2 separate regions of the Mus musculus genome follow, and region 2 is linked to region 1. Evidence: chromatin loops called from intact Hi-C (ENCODE). Cell type or tissue: left cerebral cortex. All regions are shown on one strand. Each heading gives the region's core, and the rest is flanking DNA. Links, peaks and the distances in the headings are about the cores only.

Region 1 (10,910 bases), core at 1,373-9,372:
ATAGCTCACAAACCATGAACCATGCCTCCCCTCTCTGACTTTGCCTTTTATCTGGTATTTGGTCACAGCAATGAAAAAAAATGTAACTAATTCGGGGGTTCATGAAAGAGATAGCTCTTGAACTAAGCTCCGAAGATAAGTAGACATTTTCCAAGTTGGGAGACCAGATAGGAGGGGCCTTCTGGGTAAGGAAGCCATGTAAGCAAAGACTTGCAATGGGGAGCTGAAAACAAAGCCCATTACCCTTATTCCTTACAGATATTCTGGTCAGCATGGTGTAGTATTGAAGGATGTGGACTCTGAGGCCTGGGTCAAATGTCAGCCTCTCTGCCACTTACCAGACTCAAGATTTGGGCAAGCCACTTTACTCTTTGAACCTTAAATTGCAGATACTAATTATACCTGTGTATAGGCTTGGTGTAAAAATTCAGTAAGCCAATAAGTTTAGAGCTATATGCAGCATTGTATATATGTTAGCTTTTACTTACACATGTTCTTTTTCCATTCTGCCCACTTGGGGATTTTTATATAAATTCAATCATACTATTTGTGTTGTATAAGATTTCTTAGTTTGTGTAATATTCAGGAAATTCTTACATATAAATGCATTATCTAATTCCATTAACTTTTCTCCTCACCTAACCATCAAACATGCACAGCTTCTTTCTCAGGTGATTGTAAAATCTGGAGACAAAGGCTGTGTTTTCTGTATCTCTGCGTTCAAGAGAGTCTTCGCAGCTTCTGCCCTGATTTTGTTAGTTATTTTTAAGACATCTCAATTGGAGCGAAGGAGACTAGAGGAGAGATGATTTGGATATAAAATATCTCCCATGGGCTCATGTGTTTGAGTAGTTGGTCTCCATCTGGTAACACCATTTGGGGGGATTGTGAGACCTTTAGGAAGTGTGTCTTCAGAGGAAGACGTGGATCAGTGAGTCCGGTTATGAGATATACACCAGCTGTTCCCTCTGCTTCCTCACAGCTGATACTATTACTCTCTCACTGCTGATACATCATTCTCAGCTGCCACAAATATAAGCCATTCCCAACCACAGCTTCCGTCCTCCTCTGGGATGAACTGTATCCTCTTGAACTGTGAGAGCCAAAAATGGAAATTTCCTCCTTCACCGTGTTTCTGTCCTTGTCTCTGTCTGATATCACATTCTATTATGGCAGCAAAAAAAGTAACTGATCCGAGTACTGAGGGTTACTGAGACTTTATATAGGGCATGTGTCTTAGTCACTGTTCTACTGCTGTGAAGAGACACCATGCCCACGGCAACTCTTATAAAAGAAAGCATTTCCTCGAGGCTGGCTTACAGTTTCAGAGATTTACTCCATTATTATCATGGCAGGAAGCATGGGGGCTGGAGAGGTAGCTGAGAGTTCTGTATCAAGATCTACAAGCAGCAGGAAGAGAGAGACACTGGGCCTGGCCTAGGCTTTTGAAACTTCAAAGCCTGCTCTCTAATCCTTTCAAATAATGCTGTGCCCTGAGCATTCAAATAGATGAGCTTATGGGAGCCTTCTTACCAAAACCATCACAGCGTAGGGAAGGTGCATTCTCCATCCCCATAGGGACTTTGAAATGTGCTCTAAGATGCCCCATGGGGCTTTTAGATGGGATGATTAGAACAGAAACTTACTGTGCACTGTTGTCTTCGAGTTTTATTTCTGTGAAGAGACACCATGATCACAGCAACACTTCTAAAAGAAAACTTAACTGGGGCTGGCTTACAGTTCAGAAATTCCTCAGCCCATTATCCTCATGGCGTAAAGCATGGTGGCATACAGGCAGATGTGGAGCTGTGTAGTTAAGAGTTCTACATCTGGATTGGTAGGCAGTAGGAAGAGACAGACACACTAGGCCTGCCTTGGACCTTTGAGACCTAAAAACCCACCCCAGTGACACACTTCATCCCACAAATTCATACCTACTCCATCAAGGCCACACTTCCCGTGGGACTATTGGGGTCATTTGTATTCAAACTACTACAACTTGTGTGGTCCTGATTTAAATTATTCTATTTAATCCTCAAAACTAGCCAAACCCGTGAGCACAGTTGTTTGCTGGGCCTGTCATGACAGTATACCATGAACTAGGTGGTTTTCAACAGTGATACTCACTGCTGCATAGTTCTAGAGCCTGGAAACCAGAGGTCAAGTGTCGTTAGAGATGATTCCTTCTAAGGGATGAGAGAGAAAGCCCACTCATGTCTCTTCTCGTGCTTTATTGGCCGTCTATGGTATTGTTCATAGATCTCTGCCTTTGTCCTCAAGTGGTGCACTCTTCTTCCCATGTCTCTCTTTAAATGTCCTCATTTTATAAGAGACCTGTTCATATTGGATTAAGGATCCCTGTTCCATTATGATAATGAGCTCAGGATCCCCCTACTGCATTGTGATGATGTGTGCTCATGTTCACCACTTATAGTCATCACAAGCCCTATTCCCAAATAAGGTCACATGACGACTCCAGCGCCTGGTTCTGCAGGGACACAGTTTCACTTATTCAGAGGTAGGGAAACAGACCTGAAAAGGTTACATTGACACAGATGGTTGTGACCGAACACCTGGCAAAAAGCAATTGAAGGAAGGAAGGAAGGACGGAAGGTTGGCTATTTGGCTAAAGGGTTTTAGGGTCTAGTCCACCGTGGCTGGGAAGCACAGCAATGGAAACGCGAGGCAGCTGGTCACATTGTGTCTGTAGTCAGGAAGCTGGGAGATGAATGCTGGTGTGCACTCTCTCTCTCCTTTTCATTCAGCCCACTGGATGGTGGTCGGTGGGACACACTTGACGAGGCTACGAACACAGGGCGATGGCTGAGAACGACTCGGCTCCCATCCTCTCTTTTGTCTCAACTGCGCAAGATAAAACTCTATACCACAGCCAGGTTCTGACATCTGGACCTAATTCACTCAGCTTATGCTATTAATTCACCAGAAATAGCATTTTCATAGGAACTGGGGTAAGGAGGTGGGTGGCCAGAAGCAACGGAGATCTAGGGCAAGCTGTCTGCCTCTTGCTATTTTTCGAGTGAACACTACTGGCTTTTGGGACAAGACAGTTCCTCCTACCCTAATGGGCAGTTCCTGTCCATTTGCAGGAAGCGTCCTGCCCTAAGGGGCAAGACCCATGTACCATAAATGATCCCCAGCCATTGCTCAATCCCAGCACACAGCATTTCTAGGCTTTCCCTGAAGGGCAGTCTCTGCCCTGGTTGAGATGGCCGGTGATCCCAGCAGGACTCAGCATGTCCCTACTTTTGGGGGAACCTCCCCATAGGAACTGGTTCATAGATAGACCCTCGATAGTGCTGCTGGTCCATCCTCAACGACTCTTGACCCCTGGGTTAACTGCTTGACTTGCTTAGCCCTACCATCAAGATTCCCCTTGGGAAACAATTGGCATAATTCCAAGGCAGTTACAGAAGGAAGGAACGGGCTCTCAGCGCAAAGGTAACACTGGGAGTCTTCAAAAACACACAGTAAACAAGACTAAAAATAAACACTTGGGGTGAACCACAGCTCCTCAACTGACACCTTCCTTCATTTGCATCTTCTGCCTCTAGAAAAGCCCCAGATGGGGTTGTAGTATCTATCTGTCACACACTGGTGGAATCTGTTGGGTAGTTCTGGGTGGTGGTGCAAACCACTGGTGGTCACGTGAAAGCTGGGCTTTAACTCCTCCCTTTTGGAGGGACTGCTGCTGGGTTGGGTTGTTTTTTGTTTGTTTGTTTGTTTTTTAAGCTACATTTTCTTTGTTCTCCTTCTTCTTCTTCTTCTTCTTCTTCTTCTTCTTCTTCTTCTTCTTCTTCTTCTTCTTCTTCTTCTTCTTCTTCTTCTCCTTCTTCTTCTTCTTCTTCTTCTTCTTCTTCTTCTTCCTCCTCTTTACTGATGAAAGTCCTAAGTATCAGAATGAGTAAATGTTATGCAATGGACATTGTCAGACACAGACCTATTATCTGCTCACTGATGTGGGTTGGTTAGAACTAGGAAAAGCCCGGGTGAATGCTACAGTTGCTTTAAGTGTTACTCTAAAGTTGCCCTCAAATGAAAGAGGTTTACAAAGGAGGAAAACGCAACTGTTGCTAAGGGAAACAAACAAAAAAAAAAAAAAAAAAGCTCATGTCTTCCAAATGCAGGCTTTGGTGTAGCACAAGGCTTGCTTTACTTTCAAATAAACTGTCATTGAAGCAAAAGCAAGATATGAGAAATGTGAGCCTTTCTCTTTCAACACTACCCATTGTGTTGAGATTCATAAGCAGGAAAGCTAAGAGCCCACCGTCCTCTCAAAGAAATATGAAAGTTGGTGCTTTGAAATAGAACTTATCAAACTCTGCCTGAGTGATATCTATGCTGGAATCCGACTGGATCTGCATCCCCTTCCGAAACAAGTCTTTCTTCTCAGTGGTGAGAATTACCTCACCTGGAGTTCACACTGCAAAAAGTTTCAGAAGGCTTTTCATATGAATGAAGCTGCTTTCTTCAGGGCAGATGCGGAAGCTGCCCTCCCCAGGGCTTGGGCAATCCGCTGTGGGGAAGGAAATCGCCTCCCAGGCAGTGTGGCTGCTCAGAGCTAAAGTGGCTCCCGTGTGTCCTAGGTTGTGAGTGCCTTCAGCTCCTGGTCTTCCCACAATGCAATTCCTTGACCCTGAGGATCTTCTGGATGAAGAGGATGACATTTTTGGCGAAGGTAAACCCATCTCTCTGGCAGGAGCCAGGCTGCGCTGCTCTACTGTGGGAACCTTTCAAGTGCTTTGTATGAAGGAAGATAGTTGTTCGGAGCAAGGCGATCATAATGGGGCACAAGGCAAGGCAAGGACATTGCAGTTGAGCGATTGTTCCGAAGGTTATGTTTTTAAAGGATTACAGCTAAGTAAAGATCTGCTTTAGGCCAGAAAAATAGAACGGAGATTTTATACTTTGTCCCTCATATGTGTGCTCTTTGATGACATCCAAAGGGAAGGCTGTCACAGTACTTTGTGTGTGCCAGGCCCTGGGGTAGGAACTGAATGAATGGGGCCAGAGGGCTTCTTTCTCCTGGTGACCAGCCAGCCCTCCTCTCCTCCCACCTCCCACCCCCTTCTCTTCCTAGATCCTTCTCCTCCCTCCATCCCTCCTTCTACTTGGCTGTCCCCCTCCCTTTGTTCTGTCACATTCATTTGTTACCAGGCTCTTCATTTTTCTTTTCCTTGTGTGTGTAGGGGGTCGGGGTTGAATCCTGGGCACACCCGACACCCTCTGGCATTGCTTAGCTTTCCATCTCGATTCACAGATCTTCAGTTAATCGTGCAGTTGGGCTTAGTGTTTTAAAAAGGCAGGCAGTAACCTCCAGATGTCTTATTCTAATGCTGCAACCAGATGGGTCATAGGCAAAAACCTTTCTAGAATTTGGAATTGCCTAAATGGATGGGAATTGGGACTGGGGGAACCTCAGATTTTTCATAAAATACCTTGTTTGGGTTTTTTTTTTTTTTAAGTCTGTTAAGTAGTATAAAAGGGATACTGGGAGTGAGGGGGTGTACCCTGTCTCCTAAATCTTACAAGTTCAACCAGGTAAGAATCAAGTGTGTGCACTGAGAAGCCCTGTGCTCCAGGCTATTCCTGCTATCTACGCTTACTTTGTTTTAGCCATAGAAATATTTAAAATTAGAGTTTATGAGTGTGGCCCGGGGACACATCCTTGTAATTCCAGCACTGGTGTGTGGAGACAGGAGGATCGGTAGTCAAGGGCATCCTCGGCTACATAGTACATTGAGTCCAGCCTGAGCTATGAGAGACATTGTGTCAAAAGAAAATGTAAATGACATCATACGATAATAATGCAGGCCAGGCATGGTGGCACACGCCTCTAATCTCAAGACTTAGGAGGCAAAGGTGAGGAGTTCAAGGCCAGCTTGGGCTACACAGTGTGATCTTGTTAGAAAAAAAATAAGCAAAAACAAAAGTAAGATAAGATCATGATTGGGGTTTTTATCAGTGTCTATTGGTGAGAGGGATCCCTGTTGAGCTTTGCTGCTGGTGACTCAGGCTTCCATCTGATGCTTTGCTTGACTGATGGGCACTGAGAACGGCGGGTGTCTTGAAGTCTTAGGCTTGGGCTCTCTGTTCTTTGACTTCCCCTCCTGGAGTTGGTGGTTACTTAGAAACCAGGTTAACAATTACAACTAGAAAGATTCGCCTACTTTGGATAATCGCCTACTTTGCAGCCACTTTTCCCTCCAGGTGTGACACTCTAAAATGTCCAGTCCACATTTTCCTATCCAGAGGGATTTTTCTTTGTATCTGGGTCCGGTGCCGAAGAGCGCCATCTACAGGTCAGAGCACAAGCCTGGATCAGGCATGGGCCCATCCTGAAAGGAAGGATCACAAAGCAGGGCTCCGCCAATCTGCAGACCTCCTGCTGAGCACCCATAGCTATCAAGGTCATTGTTTTAAATTATTGTTTTATATGTACGGGTTGCTTGCCTGCATCTATGTCTATGTGCCACATGCCTGACATCTGTGGAGACCAGAGGAGAGTGTCTGGTGTCCTGGGATAGGCTTAACAGACAGTTGTGAGATGTCAGTCGGTGCGGGGAATCAAACCCAGGTCCTCTAGAAGATCAGCCCATGCTCTTAACCACTTATCCCCCTCAACGCCATTATTTTATCCTCAGTGACCGGTGTCATTTCAGAGCAGCTTTAGACTTGAATTCTAGTTCTGTCTTGCACAGGTTTTGCAATGTAACTTCCGTTTCCTCAATGGCAATGTGAGATTGCAGCATCCATTTGGCTGTATAGCTTAGCTTTCATCGAAGGGTCCTAACTATTTGTCTTGCTCTTCCGTGGAGCATATTGGTTAACTTACTCCTTAGAGACCAGAGCGAATCCTTCGAGAACACCAATCAGTACGCTTTCATTGGTTTTCACAGTCATGGCTCACTGCTAGTTCATGTGGGACCTGGGTTTTAAGTAGTATCTCACTTTAAGAAGGAATGTGTAGGCTCTGCCTGGGTTTTGCCCGTTAATCTGCTTTGTGACCTCAAACAGATTGTCTAACCCCTTGTCCTCCAGTTTACTCACTTGAGAAATGGAGCACAAACCTCCTGGGACTGTGTGCAGATTACAGCCTATTCCAGGGAAGTACTTAGACTAGTACTCCGTGAACAGTAATGTACTTACTGCCGTGCTTGCAAACATACACTCATGTCATAGAATGGGGATTCTGTTTTCCCTGCCATGTAGAATTGCCGGAACATGGGCAGGTCATTGATCCTCTCTGAGCCTCATCCTGTATTGAAAGCACAAGACTTATCCATTGTCTGAGGCCTCTGTTTTGTTTTGTTTCCATTTTCCTGTTAAATTATTTCAGCTAGCATACAAAATGATGGGTTTTATTTTCACACACTTGGGTGTACTGTACTTTGCTCATACGAATCCCTCCACTCCCACTCATCCCCCACTTTGACTCTCTTTGCTGAGACATCATTTCTAAAAACCTCGGCTCTCTGCCTGACCTCACCATCAGGACATTTGCACCCGGAGTGCATGACCACCCAGGTTTCCCTGGGCTTTCTGTTCTCTGACCTGCTGGAGAAAGCAGTGCAGTCCCCACACAGTGAGTCTCTTCCCACACACAGAAGGGAACCACTCAGGAAGCTTGTTGTTAGGGCAACCCTGTTACTTTACAGCTGACACATATTTTTTTTAAAAGGAACCATCTTCCCCCTCTCACAGGTTTTGTACAGATGCAGAAAGAGCTGGAAAGGAAAAGAAAGCCAGTAGTGCTTACAAGGTGTTCGCTCACCGCCTCTCTGAGATCCTGTTTGTTCTCTGTGGTTAGAGAAAATGTTAAGGTTCACAGAGCTAAGAAGCATGGGGTGCCACTCTTGTTATTTCCAGAGAAAGGGGGAGGGAGAGAGAGAGAGAGAGAGAGAGAGAGGATGTTTACTTACACATAACACTCTAATTCTTCTTCCTCCCTCTCCCTTCCTCTCCCCTCCCTCCCTCTCTTCCCTCCCTCTTCCCCTCTCCACCCCCCACTCACACCCACAGCCTTAAGCATGCTTTCTAGACATCCACAACCTCACTGTGTCATTGGAAAACAGTTACTATCGAGTAGCCATGAACTTTTCATAGAAAAGTGGGTGATTCGATTATCAAGGCATTGAAAAATTGAAAATCCAACTGCTGGCACTATGCGCTGTTTCTTTTTGTGGTTTCACACTTATCAAATTAAAGGGAATTCATCCATGTCATTGCTAGGCAACCTTGACAGTGGTGGACACACCACTGTATGGATTGTCTTTCAGAGAAGAGACCACCAATCCTGCGGGAAGACTCAGTTCTAAGGCCGTCAGTCAGCCTGTTAGCGTGGAAATTGCACCTTAGCAGCCTCCTGGTTTGGAAGCCCCAGCCTGGCTGCTTCTGTTTTGAGAACTGCTCAGTGGCTGCGGTCCAGTGCAATGATTGGGACAGTAAAACCCCACGAGTTCACAATGTGTGTGCAAAGTATCGCTTGGACTCTTGTGTTCCCATAGCTCTTAAGATCTCACTTCAAGACCTCATCCAACTGCAAACGTTTTGCCCGCTCTCTCTGTTCCCAGAGCTGGTAGGCCACATGGTAGCAGAGGCACACACATTCATATCCTGGAGGAGCTTCTTCGGTCTCCTCAAAGAAGGCTTCTAGGTATGCCAGGGTAGGGTGGTACCCAAGGGGTACCTTCCCCTTCTCAAAGGAAGAAAGGGGAGAGGGCCTGTGTGAGGAGGGATAGGGGCTTTGATCAGAATGTAAAGTGAATACACAAATTAAGGAGGGGAATGGCTTCTATATGGAGAGGAACTAGATGCCTCTAGTGCCTAAGACTGAAGAGACTAGCAGGTGTTTGGAACAAATTCACTCATTTTTTAAAAAATAAGTATCATCTTTCCCCAGGGCAGTCAGTCTTGGCACGTGCTGTTCTTGCAGAGGACCCAGGTTCAATTCCCAGCACCCATATGATGGCTCACAACCATCTGTAGCTCCAGTACCGGGGGTTTTGACACCCTCTTCTGGCAGGCACACATGTGGTGTGTAGACAAAATACCCATATCATTAAATTAAACGTTAAAAAGAAAAAAGAAAGAAAGTTGGTCTGTGTGCTTTCCTTTCCAAAGGAAACTTTACCTCAGAGCAAAAGGCTCTCAAAATGTATCAAGAAATTGTTAATTAGGATGCAAGCTAAGCTCTGCCTCTCTATGTAGACTGTTTATAAAACTACATGTTTCCCCACATCAGGTAAAGGAGCCTAGCCCTAACACTACGTGGCACTCCAAGACTCAGAGACTGGATAGCCCAGAGACCTAAGATAGAACCAAAGATGCCCAGAAAAAAAAAAAAGTTACTGAAGTGATTCCTAGTGCTATTCTGCAATATTCATAGATTGGTGCCTACCCCATTAGCCATCAGAGAGGCTTCATCCAGCAACTGATAGAAACAGATGCAGAGACCCACAGCCACATATTAGACGGAGCTCAGAGAATCCTGCAGAAGATGGAGAGAAAGGATTGTAGGAGCTAGAAGACTCATGGACACTACAAGAAAACCCACAGAATCAGCCAACCTTGGCTCACAGGGGCTCACAGAGAGTGAATCACCAACCAGGAAGCTTGCATAGGACTGACCTAGGCCCCTCTGCACATAGGACTGACCTAGGCCCTCTGCACACATGTTACAATTGTGTAGCTTGACCTTCTTGTGGGACTCCTAACAGTGGGAGAAGGGGCTGTCTTTGATTCCTTTCTTGGCTTTTGGGACCCTTTTCCCTCATGCTGGATGATCTTATCCAGCCTTACTCCAAGGGGAGGTGCCTAGTTTTACTGCTACATGATATGCTATGCTTGGTTGCCCAAGAGGGGCAGGAGAAATGGAGGAGTGGGGAGTGGTGGCAAAGGGGAGGTGGGAGCAGGGACTGAGAGGAGAGGAGGGAGGGAAAACTGAGGTTGAGATAGAAAATTAATGATGATGACGATGATGAGCCAAGATGGCTTGTGAATTACATTTGCCCCTTGCAAAATTAAAACATGACAGGAGGGAGGAAGAGGGAAGGAAGGAAGGAAGGAAGGAAGGAAGGAAGGAAGGAAGGAAGGAAGGGAAGGAAAACTAAATTAAGATTATATATAAAAGCAATAAATCCAGGAAGCTCAGACTGGTTGAAACTTCACAGAAAAAGTAAAGGAAACAAAACACAAGCCTTGGAAGAGTGTTGGGGCGGGGTGGGGTGGGGTGCTCTATGATTATTCTACATTTCCTTTCATATAAAAGCATACGATAATTGTTACTTAACTGTATTTGATCTTTCTCAAAAATATCTGGGGTTCTCAAGTGGACCCACACGGGATTGGAAAGCAGGCAGGAAGAGGCTGTCCTAGTTTGACAGAGTAAGAAGAATTGGTAACTCTCTGCTTTCACCGTTTGCCAAGACTGTTTGGATCCGTTCGTTTCCAGCCTGGGTTCCTGGATAAACAGTTTGGATGGAAATCATTTCCCTGCTCTCTCACAGGGTCCGGAGCAGACACAGACCTCCCCACAGTTATTCATGCCTGTGTGACCTCGGCCTTGGATCACTGAACATTCCCTTCCCATGGATGTCTAGGAAGCTTTCTTTGGCTGGTGCCAGCAAGATGGTGTCACTTCAGGGACACAGACCAAAATAGCACACTGAACTAAAGCTATGCAGGCCAGAGCAGCCACCAGTCTACCCTCTGATTTATGGCCTCCAGTGACCTCACAGTGACCTATTTAGATCTGCCGATGCTAAAAGGGGGTTGATAGTACAAAATGGGCAGGCCAGATGTTTATTTTAATATTTTTGAACAGTCAGAAAAGTCTGAATATGTTAGGAAGACTGGAAGATATATTTGAGCATTTATTTACAGAACTTGTC
Region 2 (10,910 bases), core at 1,414-9,413, 73 kb after region 1:
GTTCAAAACCACTCTGGACCATGCTCCCTCTCAGCAGTTCAGAATCTGCACAGCCAGGACGGAGGTTCTAGAGGTCTCTTTGAACTTTCAGGATGGTTCTGTCAGCGGCCTGATTCATTGCAGTCAAGCATACAAAGCAGAGTTACTTTGCCAGTGTTAACACAAGGATTGCCCACGTCCCAGGGCATGTAGGCCAGCACACAGAGACTGGGGTCAGCACGTGTGTTAACACAGGGCTGCTGAGGCCGTTTCTGATGTTCACTGGTATCAGATGCTTCTGTTTTTGATGAGAGGGATAATTTCTTCCATTTCATGTGTGGACACCAGTAGCCAAAAAGCATTAGATGACGTCTCCAAGGCCACACAGTAAGCTGACATCAGACTTAAAGCTGAATCCTGGGGTCCTGGCTCCTACATTAAGTTACTTTTCCCATCTCTATGACAAATACCTGATTCAAAAGGGAACTTTGGGAAGAAAGGGTTTGTTGTAGTTTATGGCTTGAGTGGGGGACACTTGGTCATGGCGGGAGGGTATAAAAGAGCTCATGGCTGTGGGGGTCTGCAGTTGAGATGCCTTAAATTTCCCAGGACCAGGAGCAGAAAAAGGACAATGCTGATGCTCACCTCACCACCACTCCTGTTTGTTTGTTTGTTTTATTCAGTTTAATATCCAAGCCTGCATTCAGGGTGTGTCTTAACTTCTAAAGATCTTGGAAACACCCTCATGGACATGTCCAAAGGGTTATGCCTCATTAATTCTCAGAGTCTCGTCCTTCCCTTCCCTTCCCTTCCCTTCCCTTCCCTTCCCTTCCCTTCCCTTCCCTTCCCTTCCCTTCCCTTTCATTTCCTTATTTCTGGATGGGGTCTCATTGAGTATTTGTTACATACCTGAAGCTGACCTTGAACTCTTGATATTCTTACCACTCACTACCCACTGAGTGCTAGGGTTATAGTCACTGTTTCGAGCAATAAGGTAGGCATACTTAGTTTGTATAACAAACGTTGTATTTTCTTATGCTGAGGGTCATCACACAAGGTTCACACTGTAAATTCTTAACTATGGTTCTTAGCCTAGCTCTCCAAATCTGCTCACCTGTGAACATAACTTAGCTAAAGGTCTGGTTTCAGTCTCCAACAGTAGTCCTGGCTCAGGAGACTCCCCAGTCTTGTGGGATCCTCACTATTTTTACATGTCTAAAAGGCATTTCTTACTCTGCTCACTATAGTCAGCCACCACCATACCCACTTCTAGGCATTCCTTATTCAAACAATTTGACCATGGAAATTAACCATCACCGCTGCCAGTACATGACCACCTCAATGCCACATTATGAAGAAGTCCTAATAATTGAGCAGACACTATCAACCATCAAATGCCAGTTTTCACTAGAGAAGGGATTCCCATCAGCTTAAAACATAAGCACCTAAAAGGTATGGCATGGGGAAGGGACTACCCACCCACCCACCCACATAATCCAAATCTCAGATCTGGAGGGAGTAAGCTTCTGTCATGGGTGGATGCCCTGGTCACCAACTGTGAACTGAGTGACTTGGGCTGAGACACTGAATGCCTGAGCCATATGCTCTGCTATCCCTCTGCCCACTTTTCTCTTATGCTTCCTTGGTTGCCCTAAACTCAACTTTTATCACCTCTACCCTCCTAACGTAAAAAACCCAGAAACTACAGCTCTGATTAAACACACACACACACACACACACACACACACACACACACACACACACGCCCCGTCCTTTTCTCCCTCCACAAAAGGAGTGAGAAGACATCCCAAATTCTCATGAGCTACTGCTGTCCATTATGTTTGATTAGTATACACCTCAACCTCTACCCTCACCCCTGTTCCCAAAGCCAAGCACTTGCATCACATTCTCAGATCTGACAACCCCTGAGTTCCTCCTGCCACACCCTCCCACACTTCCCTTTTGCTCAACTCCACAACTAACTACAATCTGAAAGGCAGTTGCCCTCGAGATGGTGATGATAAAGACATGGGGACAAGAGCTGCTAAGCTATGCACACCAGCCTCTGTCACTTCATGACCCCAGGACACCACAGTTGTCTGGAGATGCAGGGTGGAGGGGAACCTTTGAGTATCACATCCTCACGCAGTGGGCATACATGAGCAAACACATGACCAGACTGTTGTAGATGCTTGAGCCCAGGATGGATGGAGGGGTTGCTAGGGCAGAGGCAGGAGGATCTGAGTACAAAGCTAGCTGTAAACTGTCTCAAAAGAAAACAGAAAATTAAGTCGGGTCTGCTGGTCCATGCCTATAATCTTAGCACTCTTGAGGCTGAGGCAGGAGGATTGTGAGGTTGTGGCCAGCTTAGGCTTCACAGTGAGACACTGTCAAGAAAGAATGAAAAAGAAAGAAGGAAGGGAAAGGGAAAGGGAAAGGGAAAGGGAAAGGGAAAGAAAAGAAAAGAAAAGAAAAGAAAAGAAAAGAAAAGAAAAGGGCTGGCGAGGTAGCTCAGCGGGTAAGAGCACTGACTGCTCTTCCGAAGGTCCTGAGTTCAAATCCCAGCAGCCACATGGTGGCTCATAACCACCTGTAGTGAAATCTGATGCTCTCTTCTGGCGCTGTCTGAAGACAGCTACAGTGTACTTATATATAATAATAAATAAATCTTTGGGCCGAAGCAAGTAGAATTGATTGGCCAGAGTGAGCAGAGGTCCTAAGAATTCAATTCCCAACAACTACATGAAGGCTCACAACCATCTGTTCAGCAACTATGTACTCAAATACATAGAAATAAATAAATAAATAAATCTTTAAAAAAGAAAAAGAGACAGAGAGAGAAGGAAAGAAAGGCAAGAAGGAGAGAAGGAAGGAAAGAAGAGGAAGGAAGGAAGAGGAACAGAGGGACAGACAGAAAGAAGAAAAGAAAAAATAAAAAATGTTAAGTGAAGGTTCCCACTGAGGAAAGGATGGGGGGGGGGGGTGCAGAGAGCGTCCTGAATAACCTCTGGCTAGAACAACTAAACTGAAAGTCCCTCCTGAAGGCGGGGATGCTGCCCAAAGCTGTCGGGGGGGGGGGGGGGTGCTGTGATCTCTGTGCTCTGTAAAAGTGCTGTGGGGAGCTGTTGAGGCCAGATTCCAAAAACCTGTAAGGACCCAGCTGGATTCAGGACCCCAAATCAGAAAAGAAGCTAAGAACTGCGTGTCTTACAGAAAACTGCTTTTCTTCCCAACGATGACCTCATTCAAATGAGTTCCAGGAGGACACATGTCCAGAGGTCAGTGCTAGCTGGTCACCATGGCCTTTAGGATGAACTGGGAAACCTGCCCAGGAAGCAGGAAGGCCAGTACTAAGACACAGTCCGAGGTACACTCTTAGGAAGGTCATGGCAAAACTGGGAAACAATGGAGTACTTCTATGACCAGAACCGTGTCTGAGCAAAGGCAGCCAGTGGCACGGGGAGCCAGGTGAGCAGCTGTGTGGCTGTAGGTAGCTGGGAGGCTCTATAGCTGTGTAGCTGTAGATAGCTATGAGGTTGTATCTGCAACCTTTCTCCACTGTGATAAATTCTCTGAAAGAAACAACTTAAGAGGAAAACGATCCGTGGCGGCTTAAGATTTGGAGGAGTTTAGTCCACTATGGGAAGGGGAGCTATGGTAGTCGGAGAGGCCGGCAGCTGAGGCAGGGGTTAGAGTGGATCAGGAAGCCAGACACAGGCTGGAAGCAAAGCAGAGTTATAAACCTCAAGAACACACTCTCCAGTGTCTGATTCCTCCAGCTAGGCCCTAACTCTTAAAGACTCCATAACCTCCCACAACAGAGCTACCCAGCTGGTGGCCAAATGTTCAACCATGAGCGGGGGCATCATTTATCCACAGTCACACTGGGGGCAGCACCCTGTCCTCCATTCAGGCTGTGGAAGAGCTGTTGGATCATTAACACAGGAGCAAGGTAAAAGATCAAAAGAGACCCACCTGAGGGAACCCAGGGATGATTTCTGAGTGGCCATCATGAAAACCTAGCTGATACAACAGTTACCACCAAGCAGCTGAGAAAACACTGGGCTTTTCGCAGCTGTAGAAATGCCAGCAGGGCCTTGGGCCAGAATTTGCAGAACCTAGCCAGGCCCCAAAGTCCACGATAGCTGGTGCTCCAGCAGAAGTGCTCCCCCCGCCTGGGGAGCTTCGGCTGGAACTGGCTCCTCCTACCTGCTGCCATTCTGCTGTTATCACTGTCACCAGAGGCTGGAGATGCCTTATAAGGAATGTCAATAAGGTGTGTTCATTCCATGGACAGTGAGACCCAAAACTCATCACGACCCCAGCCCTCCTCCTCCCGTGATAAGAAATTTCTGGTGATTTTGAGAAGGGAGATCGTCAAAGAGTCCCCCCACCCTTCTCAACGTATCCATCATGGTACATAGTCAGCTTCCCTGAAGCGGGGTCCCTATTGTCACCTCAACATGTAACCAGCTAGTGGATTAACCAGGAGCTGATAATTTGTAGGTATTCAAAGGGTAAATAGGGTTTTCTTAGAATTAGCACATTGGGCTTCAGATTCATAAAAGCCAGCCAGCAGTGCTTTCTTTCCGATGTGTTTTTGTGGAGGTGGGGGAAAAAAGCCTAAATGCTCCAGAATTATTCATGAAAATCGCTTCCTCCAATCCTGCTTTTATTACAGTGGGTCCTCCTAAGTGGCTCATTAGCTTCTAATTGTTAGCGAGAGCTGCTCCTAAATGCATGGGCTCGCCAACTAAAAGGCATGCCAAGTTGGTGAGCTGCTGCCATCTAGTGTCGAAAGATGGTAAGAGGTGAGCCCATTTTGAAGCTTCCCTGGATTCGTCTTATTCATCACCATGCCCATGGGTCAATGGGAAGCAGATTTGTCCATTTGAGATAAATTGAGCCATTCACTGAAGGTAAAACACACAGTGTGACATCATCCTTGTTATGTCTACGTGAGTAAAATCTTGTTTGCTAGAAACACAACCCAGGGCAGGGAAGACAGCATAAAGCGAGCAAAAGGATATGGGTTTGGATCTGCAGAGCCCACATAAAAAGCTGGGCATCGGGTCATGTGATTATAATCCCAACTTGGCCTCTGATGGAAAAGGGACTTGAGATGGGTAGTAGGTCCCTGTGCTTTCTGGCCAGCCAATCTAACCAAACAGCAACCTCCAGGTTCAGTAAGAGATCCCATCTCAAAAAGGAAAAAAAAAAAAAAAAAAAAAAAAAAAGGGTCTATGAAGCATCCGCAAACATAGGCATACATATGCCTGTGTATACATGCACAAGCACGTACAAGCACAGGAGAAACTTGCCCCAGGACTCAAAGGTTAGAAATAGAAAACGTCTGTGCTGATTTTTTCACTGCAATTATGTCATAGTTTTTTTTTTTTAGTGAGAAATTCTAAAATGTAAATTAATATTTTCACCCTCACACAGTGGGCTTTTGGTAAATATCAATAGGAAGGTGGAAAGGGTAATGGAAGCTGGGACTCTGGAGCTGTCCCAGGGCGGCGGCCGTGTATTCTGACAAGGTGTTGCTGCTGAAGCGGTAGGCTCAAGTTGACCTGCAGATGACACAGGGGAAGAAAAGGCACCTTGTGCTAACTGGATCTGTCAATCAACGCAGGCTAGAGTCACCTGAGAGGAGGGCGCCTCATTTGAGAAAATGCCTCCATAAGATCCAGCCATAGAACATTTTCTTAATTTGTGATGATGGGGAAGGGCCCAGCCCATCGTGGGTGGTGCCATCCCTGGACTGGGAGTCCTGGGTGCTATAAGAGAGCAGGCTGAGAAAGCCAATAAGCAGAAACCCTCCATAGCCTCCATGACCTTCGTATCAGCTCCTGACTCTAGGTTCCTGCCCTGTTTGGGCTCCTGTCCTGACTTCCGTTCACTGATGAATCGTGACAGTGACGCTTCAGCTAAATAATCGCTTTCCTCCCCAAGTTGCTTTGGTCATGGTGTTTCATCGCAGCATTAATCATCCTAAGACACACTTCTTCTTTTGAAGGAACAGGCTATTGGCAGTTTGTTGATTGGATTTAGTTTGTTTTCTTTTCTTTATTTATATTTATTTTTATGTGCAGTTGAGTTCTGTCTCTGTCAGATCCTGGAGCTGCAGACAGTTGTGAGCTGCCACGTGGGTGCTGGGAATTGAACCCAGGCACTCTAGAAGAACAGTCGGTGCTCACAATTGCTTAACCATCTTTCTAGCCCCTGGGTTTGTTTTCTTAATCACCAGTGTGGGGTACATGACAGTCTACTTCTAGCAAGTTCATAAGCATCAACAGTGGCATCACTGTGCTATATAAGTAGAATGAGAGAAACAGGAATGAGTGTGCTGCAGACAAGTGACAGGTGTGGGGACAAGGACTCACAGGAAGGTATCTAGTGTCACAGATCTTGGGAGACAGGAAAACCAAGAGGCCAGTTTATTTGCATGGGAATATTTTGGTCAGTGAAAGAATAGGTCTTTTTGGTCCTGCTGCCCTGATCCTGAAATCTGCCAAAGGTACACAGAGTTCTCACCACCCAACAGACTCCCCTTGAAACCTCCTCCCACCACCCTAAGGGGCATGTCCTGCTAGCTGTATATCCCCACAAAGGCTATTCTCTGAAGATGCTCCTACACCTGTTACATTATTACATGAGTTTTTAACCCATGACAAATTGTGTCTCTAAAGAAGGGAAATGTGTTCTGCAACTCACAGAACGATCTCTTGTTTTCAGGTCTGGCTGGCTTTGCCCGCCTCTGTCCTGGAGATCAATATGAAGTAAGTAATGTGTTGGTCTGCATGTTGGCATTGAAGGCTTGAAGGGCTATAGTTATGATTGTTGTTGTTGTTGCTGCTGCTGCTGCTGCTGTTCTGGTACTATTAACCAAGGAACTTGTACATGCTAAGCAAATGCTCTACCATTGAGCTACATCTTCAGTCAATGTTTTACTTTTTTAAAATGTGTGTGTGTGTGTGTGTGTGTAGAGGAGTGCCTATATGTGTTTGTGTAGGTATGTGCACAGGATGCAGGTGCCTACAGAGACCAAAGCTTGAGTTTGGGGCAGTTGTGCTTCCTGTAGATGCTGGAAACTGAACTTGGGTTCTCTGCAAGAATAGTATGTGCTCTTAATGCTGAGCCATTTCCCCACTTCTACTTTTTATTATTGAAACCGCAGTTCATAAAGTTGTTTGTTCAAGCTAAAACTTGAACTTGTGATCCTCCTGCCTCAGTTTGGATGTCAGGCATGTACCATCAGGCCTGAGTCCAGTTGTTATTATTTTTCCTTCATTTGTCTTTTAACATTTTGAGCCAGTGAGAAAGTCTGGAGGGTAATCTGAGAACTGACTCCCACATGTGGAACATGGCAGTTCCATACACCCCACTATTACCATCCTCATATACGTCGCTCACTACCAATTATGACCCTTCCTCCCTCAGTTCCTCTCCCAACACTGAAAGGACAATCTTTCACATAAGACCCAGACAATTCTTTTATTATTATTATTATTATTATTATTATTATTATTATTAGATATTTTCTTTATTTACAATTCAAATGCTATCCTGAAAGTCCCCTATACTCCCCCCACTCCCCTACCCACCCACTCCCAGTACAGGGCCCTGCCATTCCCCTGTACTGGGGCATATAAAGTTTGTAAGACCTAGGGGCCTCTCTTCCCAATGATGGCCAACTAGGCCATCTTCTGCTATATATGCAGCTAGAGACACGAGCTCTGGGGTACTGGTTAGTTCATATTGTTGTTCCACCTATAGGGTTGCAGATCCCTTCAGCTCCTTCGGTGCTTTCTCTAGCTTCTCCATTGGGGCCCTGTATTCCATCTTATAGATGGATGTGAGCATCCACTTCTGTATTTGCCAGGCACTGGCATAGCCTCACAAGAGACAGCTATATCAGGGTCCTTTCAGCAAAATCTTGCTGGCATATGCAATAGTGTCTGGGTTTGGTGGCTGGTTTATGGGATGGATCTCTGGGTGGGGTAGGCTCTGGATGGTCCATCCTTTCGTCTTAGCTCCAAATTTTGTCTCTGTAACTTCTTCCATGGGTGTTTTGTTCCCTATTCTAAGGAGGAATGAAGTATCCACACTTTGGTCTACCTTCTTCTTGATTTTCTTGTGTTTTGCAAATGCATCTTAGGTATTCTAAGTTTCTGGGCTAATATCCACTTATCAGTGAGTGCATATCAAGTGACTACTTTTGTGATTGGGTTACCTCACTAAGGATGATATCCTCCAGATACATCCATTTGCCCAAGAATTTCATAAATTCATTGTTTTTAATAGCTGAGTAAGTACTCCATTGTATAAATATACCACACTTTCTGTATCCATTCCTCTGTTGAGGGGCATCTGGGTTCTTTCCAGCTTCTGGCTAGTGTAAATAGGGCTACTGTGAACATAGTGGAGCATGTGTCCTTATTACCAGCTGATATATACCTAGAAGATATTATTATATCTTCTAGGTATATGCCCAGGAGAGGTATTACAGGATCTTCCGGTAGTACTATGTCCAATTTTCTGAGGAACTGCCAGACTGATTTCCAGAGTGATTGTACAAGCTTGCAATCCCACCAGCAGTGTTCCTCTTTCTCCACATCCTCACCAGCATCTGCTGTCACCTGAATTTTTGATCTTAGCCATTTTGACTGGAGTGAGGTGGAATCTCAGGGTTGTTTTGATTTGCATTTCCCTGATGATTAAGAATGTTGAACATTGGGCTGGTGAGATGGCTCAGTGGGTAAGAGCACCCGACTGCTCTTCCGAAGGTCCAGAGTTCAAATCCCAGCAACCACATGGTGGCTCACAACCATCCGCAACAAGATCTGACTCCCTCTTCTGGAGTGTCTGAAGACAGCTACAGTGTACTTACATATATTAATAATAAAATAAATCTTTAAAAAAAAAAAAAAAGAATGTTGAACATTTTTTCAGGTGCTTCTCAGCCATTCGGTATTCCCCACTTGAGAATTCTTTGTTTAGCTCTGTACCTCCTTTTTTTTTTTTTTTTTTTGGTTTCTCTGTATAGCCCTGGCTGTCCTAGAACTCACTTTGTAGACCAGGCTGGCCTCAAACTCAGAAATCCGCCTGCCTCTTGTACCCCATTTTTTAATGGGGTTATTTGAATTTCTGGAGTCCAGCTTCTTGAGCTCTTTGTATATATTGGATATTAGTCCCCTATCAGATTTAGTATTGGTAAAAATCCTTTCCCAATCTGTTGGTGGCCTTTTTGTCCTATTGACAGTGTCTTTTGCCTTACAGAAGCTTTGCAATTTCATGAGGTCCCATTTGTCAATTCTTGATCTTACAGCACAAGCCATTGCTGTTCTGTTTAGGAATTTTTTTCCCCAGTGCCCATATCTTTGAGGCTTTTCCCCACTTTCTCCTCTATAAATTTCAGTGTCTCTGGTTTTATGTGGAGTTCTTTGATCCACTTAGACTTGAGCATTGCACAAGGAGATAAGAATGGATCAATTCGCATTTTTCTACATGATAACCGCCAGTTGTGCCAGCACCATTTGTTGAACATGCTGTCTTTTTTCCACTGGATGGAGACCCAGACAATTCTTAACACCTATAACCTTTATCATTGCCTCTTAGTTATTCTCTCTCTCTCGCTCGCTCTCTCTCGAGGACATAAATACAGGTCAGGTTAGACCTAGTTAAAAGCAGATAAATGCAGATAAATGTAGGTTTATTAGGCACTGCTCATTGGTGTGTTTATCTGTCCCAAAGAATAGGACTAAGGAAGTCACAACTGGACTAAGTCACAACTTGACTGCATGCAGCCAAGAATATAAGTGTGGCCTGACACAAAATTAAAAGCTTCACACATTAGGAGATATTTTTTGTGTATGTGAAAATTTTGGGTCACTCAATTGCACAGTTCTTGAGTGTGAACTTTCTGTATGACAGTGTCATCTGCTCATACCCAAAGGTTGGACATGACTAACACCTGATTATAGAGTTTTCTTTGTCAAAAAAAATGTACTTATAAACTTCATTGTAGCTCATATCTGAAGGGATTATTATTTAAGACATCCTGACCCTGTCTCAGAAACAAAACTTTCTCAAAATCAAAAGGCCATTTGTCTCTTCCTTCTTCAAAAGAGCATGCATGTAATAATTTCCTCTCTTGGCAGAGGCTCTGAGGCCATTCACACCAACTGCCCTCCTCTGCCCAGAGTCTGGAAGGTCCCGACCCTTACCAGCATCACCAGAGACAGATCTTTATTCGTCTCTACAGGAGCTGGGGTCAGCAGAGCTCCAGTTCCCATGGCTGATGGACTGATGTAGGGTTAAAAAAAAAAAAGACAGGTTTTATGTGAGTGGGCAGATTGACACAGAGCTATGACCGCCATTGAAAGTGCCTATGTAGATTTATTTTGTATCTGAGTGCTTGCCTTCATGTATGTCTTTACACCGTGTGTGTGTGTGTGTGTGTGTGTGTGTGTGTGTGTGAGAGAGAGAGAGAGAGAGAGAGAGAGAGAGATGCCTGAAGAAGACGGAAGAGGGTGTTGGATCTCCCTGGAACTGGAATTAAAGTCGCTATAAGCCATAGTGTGGGTCCTGGGAAGCAACCCTCAGTCCTCCGCAAGAGCCGCAAGTGCTCTTGGCCTCTGAGCCAACGATCCAGCCGCTGCTCTAACCTTTTACTAAAGAAACATCCACACCCTGAGCTAGAGAACCAGAGTGCACTCCTAAACTGGTCCAGATTTGTTACAACACGGCCTGAATATTAGCACTCAGGAGGCAGAGGCAGGTAGAGTGCTGTGAGTTGGAGACCAGCCAGGTCTACTTAGTGAGTTCCAGGGTAACCAGTGCTACATAGTGAGACACTGTTTCAAGTCAATAAACTAAACCTCCTCTACACTCCTCACGCGCTCCACTGAGAACCCAGACTGGGTGGG

The links. A loop is a pair of places that touch in the nucleus more often than their neighbours do. Peaks named below come from ENCODE experiments on the same cell type or tissue, not always from the same donor. Only the 100,000 strongest peaks of a DNase experiment are listed, where the experiment ranks them.
Region 2: it touches region 1 in a loop (4-fold over the local background); 8 of 42 quality-filtered maps call a loop at or near these places.

The regions. Positions count from the first base shown.
Region 1 is chr13:24,610,052-24,620,961 of GRCm38, forward strand. It overlaps a transcript of Ripor2 not described here. Among named protein-coding and RNA genes, the nearest start is that of Ripor2, 23 kb to the right of the region's middle. In left cerebral cortex, for the core only: a CTCF peak has its summit at 6,323 (motif pointing left); DNase peaks (open chromatin) are centred at 3,005, 6,311 and 7,565.
Region 2 is chr13:24,682,749-24,693,658 of GRCm38, forward strand. It overlaps Ripor2 (RHO family interacting cell polarization regulator 2), which reads left to right. Exons shown (of 23, transcript NM_029679.2): 9 at 6,718-6,761. Among named protein-coding and RNA genes, the nearest start is that of Ripor2, 50 kb to the left of the region's middle. In left cerebral cortex, for the core only: a CTCF peak has its summit at 4,773 (motif pointing left); DNase peaks (open chromatin) are centred at 4,236 and 4,753; H3K4me3 peaks cover 541 bases; H3K27ac peaks cover 322 bases.